Regions from separate parts of the Mus musculus genome. Here regions 1 and 3 are each linked to region 2. Evidence: chromatin loops called from intact Hi-C (ENCODE). Cell type or tissue: gastrocnemius. All regions are shown on one strand.

Evidence for each region. Peaks named below come from ENCODE experiments on the same cell type or tissue, not always from the same donor. Only the 100,000 strongest peaks of a DNase experiment are listed, where the experiment ranks them.
Region 1: a loop joins it to region 2, with 4 times the contacts of the local background. A loop is called at or near these places in 11 of 42 quality-filtered maps.
Region 3: a loop joins it to region 2, with 2.7 times the contacts of the local background. A loop is called at or near these places in 5 of 42 quality-filtered maps.

The regions. Positions count from the first base shown.
Region 1 is chr7:139,306,899-139,311,898 of GRCm38, forward strand. No RefSeq gene overlaps it. Among named protein-coding and RNA genes, the nearest start is that of Gm32486, 12 kb to the left of the region's middle. In gastrocnemius, CTCF peaks have their summits at 1,813 (motif pointing left) and 2,304; DNase peaks (open chromatin) are centred at 1,758, 2,410 and 3,738; H3K27ac peaks cover 2,700 bases.
Region 2 is chr7:139,363,834-139,368,833 of GRCm38, forward strand. No RefSeq gene overlaps it. Among named protein-coding and RNA genes, the nearest start is that of Gm32571, 5.4 kb to the left of the region's middle. In gastrocnemius, a CTCF peak has its summit at 2,855; a DNase peak (open chromatin) is centred at 455; H3K4me3 peaks cover 1,223 bases; H3K27ac peaks cover 5,000 bases.
Region 3 is chr7:139,232,387-139,237,386 of GRCm38, forward strand. Lrrc27 (leucine rich repeat containing 27) reads left to right here. Exons shown (of 11, transcript NM_027164.1): 9 at 4,484-4,602. Gm32315 (a long non-coding RNA gene) reads right to left here and starts at 2,704. Exons shown (of 3, transcript XR_389962.4): 1 at 2,111-2,704; 2 at 1,946-2,006; 3 at 603-1,727. In gastrocnemius, CTCF peaks have their summits at 2,752 (motif pointing left) and 3,606; DNase peaks (open chromatin) are centred at 1,489, 2,224 and 2,630; H3K27ac peaks cover 1,801 bases.

The sequences.
Region 1 (5,000 bases), 57 kb before region 2:
ATAAGGAGAAGGCTGATGTTGTTACATCTCTCCAGGGAAGGGAATGTCAAAACAGAGGAGTAACTCTCCCTTGAATACCTCCTAGTGCCTGGGAGCAGCCTGGGTCTCCAGGATACAGCATCATTACACGACATAAGCAATTGATGGGGTCCCTCCCACCAATGGTGAACATTCAGAGTGGCCACTGGCACTTGAGGGGACACTGACTGGCAGGGACTTAAGGGCCTGGGAAATAGCCTGCTGCCCTCTTGAGGATAGTCATTGACACCCTTGGGTGAACACTAGAATTCATGGGCAAAGTCTGGACCATTACTTGACCTACTCCCAGGGTAAGCTGAGCAGGAAGTATCATGAGACAGCACTGTCCAGGGCTCCCGCTGGGGACCATGGCTCAGGAAGCTCCCTAATGGAAGGCTGCCATGTGTGACAACCTATGATTCTTCTCCCTCCTTTTGTGTTAGACCTACCGGGGGAAGGAAGCATGTTAGGCACTCATTATGCCACAGGGTGGGTGGGGGAAGCTGCCCCTTTCCCTCAGTCATCTGACTTCTCCCCTCCCTACTTTGTTTTCACTAGGAAAGGGGTCTGGGGAAAGACAGTGGGGCTGGGAGCATCTAGAGACCTGACTGGAGATGGGGGTACAAGCATCCCCTGGATGTACCAGAAAACTAGGCAGCCAGAACACTTCAGGAGGCTGTCCTAACTGTAAGAGAGTGTTATACCCTGGATGGCGTCCTGCTCCTAGGAAGATGTTGTGCCTTTGGGAGGATATCCTAGCCCTGGGAGACATCTCATCCCTGAGAGGGTATTCTGGCCCTGAGGAAGATATCCTCATCTTGGGAGGGTGTCCTGTCCCTGGAAGGGTGTGTCATCCTTAAAGAAGGAGCCCTGGCCCTGGGAGGGTTCTAAATACTGACAGTGCTAGTGTGCTGTTGTTGTTGTTGTTGTTACTTGCCTAGTTACTTCTGAGGCTTTCCCCTGGCAGGTGTAGTGGTAGGCAATGGGACAAGTAGTGGCCACTAGTCCCCTTCTTGGTAGTAGTCAGAAAGAACTGCAGGAGCTACCAACCCTGGACCTCTCGTGGCTGATAGCCTTAATCTAAGTGCTGTCAAAGACACATCAACCAGAGGCCGGGCGTGGTGGTGCACGCCTTTAATCCCAGCACTTGGGAGGCAGAGGCAGTCAGATTTCTGAGTTCGAGGCCAGCCTGGTCTACAGAGTGAGTTCCAGGACAGCCAGGGCTATGCAGAGAAACCCTGTCTCAAAAAAAACCAAACCAAACCAAACCAAACCAACCAACTAAACAAACAAAAAGACACGTCACCCAGGACCTTATCACCTCAACAAACCAGCCAGCACCAGATACCATGTAACACCAGGTAGGAACACCATGTAACGCCAGTTTGGTAGCCCTGTGCCCCAGTCTGTTCACAGCCTACCTCCATTGGAACAAGAGTATAGTGTCTCCTTCAGGGCAGTTCATATTGTCCCCATACCCCCAGAGCTTTGTGGGACAACTCCTTTCTTCAGTTGTGAGAGGCCCAGGAGCAGGCTTGACAGGGCAACGTGGACCCAACAGGTCTGGCATTGTCCATGTTTGGAAAAATGACACTCCTGATACCCCTGCATCCTCCTGGAGGCCCCCAGAGAGCCACGCTGGGGCTGCCCAGCCCTGCCTACATATTTGGAAGGGCCGTTGCAGCCCCAGCCAACTCCTCATGTTCTCTGGCTGAGCCGAAAGCCAGCATGTTCTTCCAAGCCTGGAAACTCCCAGAAAGAGGGAAGCTGGCCTCACTGTACGGAACAGAGCCATCTTGAGGTTGGCCCAGGAATGGCCCTTGTCCTCCAGCAAATGTCCAAAGAAACACCACACTGTCTACTCTGCCTGAAGGAACAACCAGTCACGGGCAAGCAGAACCAGGGAACACACACAAGTGGGTCTGGGACAGGCCTGGGGCAAACCAGTTAGAGGAACTTTTAATTTGTGAGTTAATCCAGACCATTAGGTCAATGCTGCTGAGGATGAAAAGGGAAACTGAGTCCCACAGTCTAACCAATTAGCTCCTCGGAAGTGATTAAGCTGGCCTTGGTCTCCTGGCTCCTCTCTTTCAGTCTCAGTGTCTCAGAAAGCCCACTGCCACATCAGGGGGCCTGGGGCTCAGAAGGTTACCCCCAACTCCACAGCAGGATGGATGGAATGTATGTCCCTACTTCAGTCCCTGGGCACAGGCCTCCTGGAGTTGATATAACTGCTGAGGTCACTGTCTTAGGAGAGCACTCACTGCTGGCCCTAGCGGTGGGAAAGGAAGCAGCCAGGCCTGTCCTGAGTCAGCCCATCTGGTTTTCTTCTCTGGCCAGGAGTCTAAAGGAGCCTGGGCCTGCCCCAGCCCAGAAGCTTCCAAGATGCTCTGCAGGCCAAGGCAGGCCCCTCCCACTCCCCAGGCAGGACCAAGAGTCAGCCACTTGCCGGCTGGGGCTCTGAGCCATATTGACCTCTCAGGACCTCCTTGCTCTGAGATATGAAAGAGACCATGAGGATCTTAAGCACAGAGAATCTCCACCCATGGCAGCCCAGGGAACCACTAGCCCAAGCTGCCTCCTTCCTGGCACCAGCCCCAGGTCCCTCTGTACAGGCCTGGCTTGGAAAAGTCATATGTAGAAACCTAGGAGCCTCAGTTCCCAGTCCCTTGCCAGATATAGCTTAGACCAGAGCAAAGCCTCCTCCCCTTTCATTCTTTCTTTCCTTCTTTCCTTCTTTCTTTCTTTCTTTCCTTCTTTCCTTCCTTCCTTCCTCCCTCCCTCTCTCCCTCCCTCCCTCCCTCCTTCTCTTCCTCCCTCCCTCCCTCCCTCCCTCCCTCCCTCCCTTCCTTCCTTCCTTCCTTCCTTCTTTCCTCTAGCCCTCTCCCTAACTCCCCTCCCCCATCTTCTGCCTCTCTCTATGGGTGTGTGAATGCTGTTTTTGAGGCAGGGTTTCACTATATAGCCCTGGATACCCTGAAACTCTCTGTATAGACTGGGCTAGCTTCAAACTCACAAAAATCTGCTTATCTCCCCCTGCCTGGAATTTAAGGCATGTGCTACCATGCCCACTCCTCTCCATGTGTTTTTGAGTCAGGTCTCTCTATGTAGTTTAGGCTGGTCTAGAACTTGGGATCTTCCCGACTCTGCCACCCAAGGGCTAGAATTATAGGCATAAGCTATGGTACTCTCAGTCCTAGAGCCTCTCTATCTGCTCCTACAGGCTACCCACTCTTATCAGACCAAAAGACTTGGGGGCTAATGAGGCTAAGTTGAGCAGAAACCAGGGGTTCCAGTGATCATGAGGCTGGGTATAGTGGTATAAGCCTTTTATCCTAGCACTCAGGATGCAGAGGCAGGTGGATCTCTGTGAGTTTGATGCCAGTCTAGTCTACAATAGGAGACTGCTTCAAAACAAACAAGCCAGCAAACAGAGATATAAAGGCCCTGCAGATACCCCCCCCCCCCGGCTTCTGTGAGAGCAGACACCAAGTGCAATGGCCTAATGGCAGCATCCTGCCCTGCCCTTTGCTTCAGGTGCTGTGCTCAGAACACCATGCAGTAAGCACCCCTCCCATTCCTACATCAGCCATCATTCCCCATCTGCGAGGCTCATTAACGGCCTCATGTCCAGAACACTCTTTGGGAGGCCCATTGCCAATGAAAGCCCTGTGCCTTTGAAGTCTCTGGACTCATGCCAGAGCTGTCCACCCCTAGGATCACAGCCCCTGTGTGGCCTCTAAGCTCCACTCAGTGTCAGCAAGAACAATCCAGCCTCTATCAGCTTGTTCCAGCCAAGAACAAGCAGCCCCACAGATCCGCCCCCCCTGGCCCTTAGCTCTCAGCATCCTTGTGTGTGTACTCAGGATAAGAGAAAGGCCTAGTGGGACTCTCTGTAGGTGACCCTGAAGATCATAAGCCCTAGTTACTGGATGCTGCTATCCACATGAGGCGAAGCAGGGGATCACGTGAGCTGTGCCAGTGATGTCAGAGGGGCCTGGCTAATTCAGGGTGTCCTTGCCTTCCACGGTGGCAGGAAGCTGCACCAGCTAGTGTTGCAAATAAAGCAGAGCTGTCCCCGCTGGAGCCTCCTGGTGTGCAGGTGTGAGGGTCCTTTCCTGTGACCCTGAAAAAGCCTGTATGGGATCAGGAGCGCTATCCCCCACTTCATCCTCACTTGGAGAAGTCAAGGCTCCTGGACCACGCAGGAAGAATGTGGGGGCTATATCCAGGCCGTGGTTAGGCCGACTGAGCAGGTATCTTTCGAGAGGTGGGGAGAAGTGACCTAAGATTTAGGGCCACAGCATCATGTCTACCAATCCAAGAAAGGGCAGGTCAGGTAGCATGGTCCTCAGGGGGACCACAGTGGGTAACTTAGGGTGCACTGTGGTGACAAACGCTAGATCCAAGCCACCCTCTCCTCCAGCAAACATCATTCCTGCTCGAGCATCAGACTGCCTAAAGCCTCAGTCAGGCCACCTACTCAGGTTATAGAGCCGGTGCTCATGTTGCACCCCAACTTAGGAGCTCCCCAGTTTTCTGCTCAGGGTGCCTTGGCTGGCCTCAAAGTCTCTCTTGACTCTACACAAGGATCTAACCTCTAAGGCCTCTCACTGGAGGACTGGAGGTACCTTCCTCCCAGACTTAAATAGAGATAAAAACAAAAACAGTGCTAAGGCATAAAATATGCGAATGAAGGTCAGAGTTCTGGTCTCCCCCCCTCCCTTGCCCCCGTGTCAATTTGAGGGCCTTTTCTGAAATAACAAAAACAGAGTATACACTAAAACAGTACCTGCTGTTATAAGGGACCCTCTAACTGATTCCTAGCTAGCTGAGGCCACTGTGCCCATCACCAGGGTGGGAACCTGGGCCCCCTCACCAGTTCCTCTTAGAAATGCCATCCAGGGCCTTGGTCTTGGCACTAGCTTTAGCACCATCAAGTCACACCTATCTGTTCTCCCTCCTTCCAGGTAAGGGGCTGT
Region 2 (5,000 bases):
GCGCTGCTACCCATTCACCCTGTGACCCACTTCAGAAGCTGTTTTTCTGGGCAGCTGTAATTAACTGAGCTTTTGGGGTGAGGCCAGCTCAGTGACAGGCTGCCTGGCACCTTTGGGTGCTCAGCAATAGGGCTAGACGCCGAAACCAGTAGTAGGCCAGGGTGGGCAGGCTGTGGTGGGGAGGATGGGTACTCCTGTTCAAGTGGAGAGGGTCTTAGAGTGCCCAGAGAAGCCTGGTGGGGATATGCCCACCCCCTTGAGCCTCAGGCAAGATGGCTCCCTGGGAGGTGAAGGTCAGGCCACATTCCTTGCAGAAGCTGGAATTCTGACATCAGATTTTCCATGCTCGCCTGTGGGGGAGGAGCCGGCTTTGAGCCAGAAGTGCAGGAGTGGTGGGTGGGGGAGGGGCAGAGCAGCTGAGGCTGTCTCGGAGCTCTGTAGGCCCAAGGTCCAAGGAAGGGAAGGCTCTATGGCCTGCCCACCACCTCCAGGGTCCGCGCTGCCCGGCTCTCTTCCCTGGAGCATCCTTGGCAACAGCAACTTTCTCATCCCAGCCGGACCTTGCTGAGTCACAAGGGGGCTGGGTTAGAGAACGCTAAAAATAGCTAGCGGCTAGCTGGGCCAGCACTGGAAGTTATAATTAGGAGTGGATAGAGCCATCCTCCTGGGCTGGTCTCACTGTTCAGAGCTGCTGGAGAATGGGGGGTGGGGGGTGGGAGGGGGTTCATTGAGGGGCTGTGGGGCTCCAGTATACCACCTTGTTGCTCAGGTTGGGGGTTCCTCAGCCTGACCTCTATCCTGATGCATCCTGGTAACTGTGGTGGGGCTGTTCCTGTTGACTCTGACTGCTCTTTGGTCAAGGAGACTCTTCAGGCCTTTGACTCTGACCCCAGCAATTCACCAACATCTGTGGGGTCTTTTTCTGGACACAAGGAACCTCTTGCTTCTACAATTCTTGTGTTGGGCAGGAGGAAGCAAGGCAAAACAGAATACGGTATCCTTGTTCAAAAGTGACTTAAGAATTTGAAGGCAAGCCTGGAACCTGAGGGCAGTGCCAGGAAGCCAGCCTACATCCTTCTCCTGACAGCATCTGGCCCGCAGGGGAATGCAGGGCATCTGGTACAGTCGGGGAACACCTGAATCTATAACCCGTTTCCACAGGGAAAGCAGCCACGGACAGCAGCCCCTCGTCCCACCCAACCCCGTCATCACACACATCAACTTCAGACAAAGGACACCCCGACCTCCACCCCAGACTCAGCCCCGGAAGCCACACTGGACAGGGCTTGAACCCTCAGCCAATCCTTCCGTCAGTTTCTGAGGTCGTGGGCACTGTGCTGTCCTCAGACTGACCTACCCCAGACCAATTGCCTATCCTAAAACAGTGGCACTTTTGTAGCCAGAGGCTAGAGAACCAAACAAGCCCAGGCTCTGCTGAGCCTTCACAGCCCCCAGCTCCAGCAGGGACTAGGATCCTATGAGACAGACTCCTGCAGGCAAGCCTGGCCCCCAACACAAGCACAGGGTAAGGGTGAGCAGTTCAGCTGGAAACAGCTTTCTGGCTATAAAAAGATACTTTTCTCTGTAAACAATACATTAAAAAAAAAGTAGGAAATGTCCTCTACCAGAGTCCCGCCCCCCTGCCCCCCAAAAAAAACCCATGGGGAAGCCCTGTCTGCATGTATGCAGGAGTATGGCAGGGATGGTCTGTGTCACCAAGCCGTCAGGAACACTTTGTGCGCTCTGTTTGAATGTACTCTGCCAGGGTTAGTGGCCATATCTGATAGTTGGCCTTGACTCATAGCTGTCGGGAGACATGCTATGTCAGGAGACATGGGTCTGGATTTTTTGTCTCTGTTTTCTTTTTCTCATGGTTGGGACTTCAACCCAGGTCCTTGCCCATGGTACACAAACAGTTTCCACTGAACACCATCCACAGGCTGGCTCCATCTCTGCTCACTTCCTAAGTAGTCTCAGATAACCCTCCCAGGAAGATAAGGGTGTGTTAAGACTTTCGCTTGTTTGCTTGTTTGTTTCTGAGACAGGGTTTCTCTATGCTGTCCTGGCTGTCCTGGAACTTACTCTGTAGATCAGCATCTTGTTAAGACTTTGAAACTCCTGGGGTCCTTTTCCAGCTTCTTCCTGGTAGAAGACAGTGACGGGCAGGGGAACTACTGACTCTGGTGCCTGCCTCCTACCCCTTCCACTCATTCAAGCCTCTCCTGTAAAACTGCCCAGGAGTTTTGTTTTTGTTTTGCTTTTTTTCCCCCCAGGTAGTGGGATGCACCTGGAGATAAGTGCATCCCATTGACACAGGACAAGTGGCCGCTGTGCTGCCGGGAGGGTAGGTCTTTCTCACTTTGGATAACCATCTCCCCTCTGGCCTGTGCACTCCTGTGGTTCAGACATACATAGCCTCCAGACCTATTCACTGGAGGCAATCTTGATGAAGGGCATTATCATGGAGTATCTTCCCTCCATTTAGGGCAGAGGTCAGGCAGGGTGTCTGGCCCTCCTCTGCTTCTGCAGTCTTCAAATACTCTCCAGGATCTGGGAAGTAGTCCTTCCCTGGGGGCTAGTTTCAGATCTTCTCTGCTGCTAAAAATCTGTTGTCACAAGACAGTGTAAAGAAACGCTGAAGCACAGAACTTGGACCATGAGGACATTCTGGATAGAGATGGCTGCAGATTGAAGAACTCCATGACCATGAAATCTTCATGTGATAACTTCCATGGTAGAATATATATTCAGGCTACCTGAATTCGTGTTCCTTCCTGGGCCATAGTCACTCAAACTCTTATTCTTTTTGGCACAAGTGCTGTAGTTTGTATCAAACACTGCCCCCGCTTGGCCTCAGCACTCTGGTTCCTCAGGAAGCCCCAAGGGAAACAGGAACTCCTCCCAGACGGAGATATGTCCCCAGAATTCCACTGGGTGGGTAGGCAAGCTGAGGGATGACAGGGCCATAGAAAATGCTAACAGGGACATCTCCTGAGAAGGATTGCCAGGAACTCTGCCAACGATAAACACTATCCAGAGCAACTCCTGCTCAAGGGGTGAGCACCCCTGGGAAGCACAGTCCTATACCCATGGCCACTAAGACAATACTGGGAATCTGGTAGCTAAGGTTGGGAGTCTCCGGGTATCTCTGTGTGTAAGGGAACATCTCTTCTGCATACACCCCCGCCCCCAAATGCCCACAGCATGGTCCTGTCCTCCACCTGAGCCAGACATAAGATCACATGGTTTCTTTGCTGGTACCCATTAGAACATTCTAGATGCCGCTGAACTCTGCCACCTCTGAAGAAAAGAAAAGAAAAGAAAAAAACAAAAAAACAAAAACAACCAGATCTACACTTGTCAACTTATTTATGAACAGTCACTGTGGACAAAAGCTATCTATCTGCCTTTGGGATGCTGGGGTGCCCAGTGTCTTCATGTCATCTGTAAACTCAATATTCACATCATGCAGTTGTAGAGAAGGGGACTGACTGTGGAGCTTTCCCGTTAAGTGGAGTCACCTGGAAGAAAGGAGCACCTGCCAGGTGGTAGCCTAGGGGGGAACATCTGTGGACCTGATGGCAGGGTGAGCTTGGAAGCTCACCTTTTGCCAGAATCTGAGCTGCCTGGAAACCCTTCAACCCTGAGAACAAGTCCATCCGTCCCTTCAGTCACCCAGCTGCCACCATGGAGTTATCACTGAAAGACTGACTGGGAAACTGAGGCAGTTGTGGGACACAATGCTGTTGAGCAGTGACTGCTAAGTATCTCTCACCAGGACAAGATGGGCTTTCCTGGGGCAGATGACACCTGTAAGGAGACCTGACACATTCAGGCCCCCAGGGGAACTCTGGCTGGCCGAGAGAGCCTTGGAGAGGCACGTCAGCAAAAATGGACAGACCGGAAACACTGTAGGGCTGAGGAGCCTGGGAAACACCTTGTGTAAATTGCATATCGCCATCTTTGAAGTGAGTGGATACATATAGGGGAAATAGAACTGCTGTGGACCCCAACCCAGGGTTTGTCACCCCACCCCCTATACCCCTACCTCCAGAAGGAGGCCTTACAGAAAGTCCCATCAGACAGTTAGTGGACTCATGGGTTCCTGGAAACCAGGAAGTGGGACACCTCAGAAGCAACCACCTCTCTGACCATGAGCAAAGCTAGTTCTATGACATGATGGAACAGGATCCCCACCAAGTTTTATTGTGGCTACTGTTAATCTGTGCCTAGCCTATGTGTCCAATGGCTTTGGGGCCAGATTGTGCGAACCATGCAGATAAAGAGGTAGGGGCACAGAGAATGATAGAGGTTGATTCCCAGGCTGAGAAGACCATTTCTGAGACAACTCAAGTGGACACTATGCCTTGGTGGCTAACGACCCTCTCAGCCTGGGGGTGGGGTGGGGTGCAAGCTCAAGAACAGGCACAGCTTGGGGCAGTTGCAGGCCTGAGTAGTAGGCTGGGTAGGTGCCATGTATGGCTGGGTCCTGTAGACTCTTCCCGGCCAGAGCCCAAGAAAGCTTGCAGCACCCTCTCCCAGCTCTGGTGCCTAGATCTCTGGGAACAGGCAGTCAGGCAACAGCTCCACCCAGGCCTGGGATTCAGCCAGTGTTAACTGAAAGGAGCATGCTTGTATTCCACCACCTCTTGAACAAGGGTTCGGAATTAATGACAGTCCCTATCCTCAGGATGGCACTCTGCAGCCCAGTCTCCAGTGTAGCATCCAGTGTGGGGGAGAGGAAGGGGTCTGGTGGCTTAAGCAGGGGGCTACAGGGTGGGAGACAGTCAGCCCCGAAGAGGGCTATTTCATAATCTTAAATTCTGCCTCTTCAATCTAGTCAGTGGTTCCCAAGTAGGCCCCAGATGGGAGGCAAAGAAATGCTAAGAAAGGCACCCACGAGTCTCCTGGGATTCTGATAACCAGACTCTGTCCTGGGCTAGAGATAGAGAACCGGCAGGAAGGAGCCACACAGGAGCAGCTGGGCCGGCTCTGAGCCC
Region 3 (5,000 bases), 130 kb before region 2:
GTAGAGACAAAGGTCTGCCATCTCCTGGGATGAAAGGTCAAGAGATTTGGACTTCTCCAACTCAAACAGGACCTGTCACCTCGTGTCATGTACACTTCTTACCCAGGAAGCCTTTCTCAAGAGTTGTTCCTTAAAGCCATCCTGGATCCTGCAACGGGATCTTTATAAATGATGTCGTGAGGACCACAGGGGCTTTCAGGGAAAGCATGCTGTAAGCTAGCCTTGGTCCCTCTGCACATCCTGAAGGCTGCTCTGTTCTGGTCCACCATGGTACTGCCTTCTGCACTGGGTGGGATGTCAGAGAGGAATGTGTGTTCCTTATTCCTTTAACACTGCATTGTACTATGCCAAGTGTTCACTTTAGTGTCCATCATTCTTTCTATATTCCCCAGATTTTTCATGGGTGATAAAAAAAATGAAAAATATTTTTATCAGCCAGGCAGTGGTGGTACACTGATTTAATCCCAGCACTGGGGAGGCCAGCTTGGTCTACAGAGTTGAGTTTCAGGACACCCAGGGATTTATTTCTTTCTTAGAAAGAAAGAAAGGAAGAAAGAAAGAAAGAAAGAAAGAAAGAGAGAGAGAGAGAAAGAAAGACAGACAGACAGACAGACAGACAGACAGACAGAGAGGGGGGCTGGAAAGATTACTTAGGTGTTACAACAAACACTTGCTGCTCTTGCAACCTGGCTTCAGTTCCAAGTACTCAGAAGGTAGCTTACAACCATCTCTACTTCCAAGGGATCCACTGACATCTTCCTGCCCCCTTGGGATCCAGGCACACACACACACACATGCAGGCAAAGAACTCAGTACACATAAAACAAAACCAAAAATCTCTTCTTTTTAAAAAAAAAAATTCTTTAAAGAAACCAAAGATTAAGGGAGAAATAGGGAGAGGATGTGACAGGCAGTTCCCAAGAGAAACCTCAAATGGCTGGAGGAGTGAGCCCATGGTGTGTGGGCTACTTCACCGGTCCAGCTGAGAGCCCTGCACTGTGAGCAGTCTGTGAGTACAGCCCCCAGCAGCCTCCTGGAAGATCATCCCAATAACAGGACAAGCAGATGGAGGACATCTCTCAGGTGATGAGGGCTTTCCTAACACCCTCAAAGCCCTGGGGAGAACCCCAGCACCACAGAAACTGGGGGTTGTCTTGTGATGTAACCCCAACACTTGGAAGGCAGAGACAGGAGAATCAGCTAAGGATGGAGTTTGAGGCCACATGAGGCCTTTTCTCAAAACAAACAAACAAACAAACAAGGTAGTATCTTTGGCGACTCCGTCAGGTTCATTCTTCAGAGATGAAAGCAGTCTAATAGGCACAGTGAGCAAAGACACTTGGTGGCGAATTTTGTCATCTCCAGAAACAAACACACAGTGGGCACTCAACAGTAGAAGGTGTGTCCCTGTGCCAGCCTAGGGGGAGTTCACAGCCGGTACGGGCTCCTGCAGTTGGGCAGGAGGTCACTAGAGGGTGCTAGGGTGCTGAGCACGGCTGGAGGCTGCTGGGCGGAGCTGATGCTCCAGCCTTGAGCACTGAGTGCCAAGCCTGAGTACTCACCATGTGTGAGAAAATGCCTTTCTTTGCAGCTTGGCTCCAGGCTGAGCCCACTTGCCTTTCTCATGCTTCTTGTGACCCGTGAGTGTGTAGGTCGTAGCCTGTGCAGGCACAGCCTGGTAAAAGACTTCTGAGGCTGGACACTGGTAAGACTCCAGGTCTACCACCCTATTCAGAAAAAGCTTATATTTCTCTTCTCCATGTTGTTCTGAAGCCTGGCCTGTAACCTTTGAGCCCGCCCCCACCCCCGTCCCCGTCCCCCCCTCCCCCGCCCCCCGGGCCTCCATGGTGTTTGTGTGTTTGAAGCTTTCTTGTAAAGCTGGTGAGAACCTTCCCCAGTCACCGACTCCCGGGCCTAAAAGGTTGCCCAATTTTCAAGCACTTACATTTTTGTTGTTGTTCATAGAGAATAAGGTGTTTGGATGAGTTTTTCTTGCCTATATTTTTCTGTAATAGTAAATGTGTGTAGATGAGCCCCACCCCCAACACGTGCCTTTAATTTTTAAAGCAAGTAATGTCTGACTTTAATGGGGGGGGGGGGGGAATATCACCTGGACTTGCCATCACGCATTTCTTTCTGCGGGAATTTCTTTGGAAGACTTTTGATCTCCTGTGGTGAAGCAGCTGCCACAGTCTGCAAGCATGCGGAATTCTGTTTTGCCCCAGCCCTCTGCATTTCCGGGGTGGGGGATGGCTGTAAAAGAAGGGTGTGGTGGCTCCTGTCCCCTCTCTGTATCTTCCTGGGATCCAGGCCTTTCAGAGTGTCAGGCATGCTGGGTTTGAACTACGAGTGCTGGCAGATAAGATTCCAGCCCTGGAAATCTGCTGCTCGGAAGGGAAGATGCAGGGATCTGATAGGAGGCAGGGTCTGGCTGAGTTCAAAGTCCACCTTTGAAGGGAGATAGTGCATAGCAGGGGCCCTGGCAGGAAGCTCACTCCCTTTCCCTCTTCCACTCAGTCTCACTCTACCAAGTCAGCCGTGGAATCTCACACCCTGCCTCCCCATGCACGTACCCTGCACATTGCAGGCAGACGCACACATACTTAAGGTCCGGAATCCGAGGGTGAGTTAGTTCCCCACCTCATCCCCTGGAGGCAGCAGGGCGAGCAGCACTGGTCACGTGGCCCTCGTCGCCCTTACTAGCATGTCCTATCCAGGCACATCTGCTTGCCTGGAGCTGCCGAAACAGCTTCGGGTGCCATCTAATGGCTCTGCAGGAAAACTGACCATTACAGCAGAAGACCTGGGAGGAAGATAGAAATGTCTCTAGTCTTTAACCACTAAGATGTTAGAAGTTATTTCTCTGCCGATGAAATGAGCCAATTCAAGCCAGACTGGATGATATTAACTGCAGGTTTATTGGGAAGCTGCCCTCTGGCCCCAAGGACCAAGGCCAGGGAAATCACCGTGGGGAAAGAGGGGAAAGGAGAGAGAAAGAGAGAAAGGACACATGCTCAGAGAGATAGAGGAGAGAGAGAGAGAGAGAGAGAGAGAGAGAGAGAGAAAGAAATCCCAGAGTTGGGGGCAGGGTATGCCAGGTAGGGACTGAGGGATGCAGGGAAAACCTGGAGGCCATGTCTGCTTTGATGTGTAAAATATGCACCTTAGTCTCTTGTCCCAGGGTCCAAAACCAAACAAGAAGTTCCCTTGCCTCCAATGTTGAGTAAACAGAACTGCTCAGGTCCTGAAGGAGCCAGGATTAGGGCTGAGCCTTGCTTGGCTCTTGAGACTGAGCAGAGCAAAGAAGGTACGGGCACTGGGTAGGCATAAGTGAGAAGCTGGAAACAGTCAGATCTCTTGGGTCATAGTCAGAGGAGAATTTGGAGACTAGCCTGGATTGGATCTGTCTGTGACTTGGGAGTAGAGAGGCCCTGGAGAAAGGCCACAGCAGTCAGGAGACAAGGTGACCCAGGCTGTAGGGCAGAAAGCAGGGTTGCTGCCAGTCCAGTGTCTCCACGGACTACAGTGGGTAAGCAAGGCCAAATAGGGTACGGGTGGCCATAAAGCTTGAGTGCCATCAGGCTGTCTAGAAATAAGAGGTGTGCCTAGGGGGCGCTGTAAGGAGTGGGCTGTTTTCATGACTCCAAGTAACCCCTTAATATTACAGAGAGCACATAAGTCTCCTCTCTGGGCTGGGCCCGTCTCCCCACGCCCTGTTCCCACAGCTCAGTGAAATCAGAGACGAGGGCCACTGTGGCAACATGGCAAAAGGGCTGTGGAATGTCCTGGAAACCCACTGAGAGCGCTGTTGAAAGATCTAGCACTACTTGGCCTTGAGGGCCGGGATGTGTGTGTGCGTGTATGTGTGTGTGTGTGTGTGTGTGTGTGTGTGTGTGTGTGTGTGTGTATGTGCATGCACGCACACGTGCATGTGCCTGTGCCAAACAGCACATCTAGACATGCCCTAGTATCCCTCAGAATGCAGCTGCTCTATCAGGGGGACAACTGAGACACCTGTAGGTTCATCACCTGTCCCACCCATGATATGTAGATCCGTGGCCAGCAACACTATCCTGCATGCAGGCTGGCCAAGTTTAAGGCCTGTACTTGGTATACTCCGTTTGTATCAGCACTTATGTATTAGCTTGAAGCTTTGTGATTTTAAAACGAATTCACACCTGTATGAATGACTTGGGTTAGCTGTGTGTCTTCTGTCACGTGACAGACTTTCAGGGTATTCTGGGTCAGCTCTAGCAACCTTGAGCATAACAGCGTCCCTTGATCAACACTGCTTGTACTCCAACCTGTGCTGTTGGGACCTTTGAGTGATGTGGGGATGTTGGTAAAGAATGTCCCCTCCTCTGTGTAGACCCTGGGTGGCCTAGCAGGGTGGAGGGAAAGCTCACGAGCCTGGCAAGTGGGCCTGAAGGAAGAGCAGCCTTCTCGCCCATTGTTGGGAATACCCTGCTGTGGTTTCTTTTAGATGGCATCGAAGATTCCCTTTGCCACAGATCTGACAGACTATGAGAAAATGCCAGTAAGTCCATTTGGGAAAGTGAAGCCCAGCGGAGAGGGGACAGCACAAAGGCCTATAGAAATAAGGTTGGTGACAGTTGTGTATTCTGGGCTCCCCAGCTCAGTGCCTCTGAGTGTCCAGCCTTATGTGAGCAGTCAGCACAGTGAGCAATCTGGAAAGACAAAGTCCCTGCCCTTGGAGTTCTATCACCCTACCAGATGATCAGGAAGTCTTAGAAGACTCCCCTGCAGGGGTACTCCTGTAGCCCCACCCCCAGTCCTGCCCCAGCTATTCCAGTGCCTGAGCGCTTGTCTCACCCCCATCCCTGACCTTTCAGCCCTCAGGACTACCCCTAACCTTCCCATAGTGGTATATTGGGTATGGCTTCTGCCAAAAGAAAGACAGGAAAACCCATGAGAAGGCCAGTTCATGGTACCTTAGGATTTGACGTCCTAGTATTAGAGCCTCTGTTCAGGTGGACAGT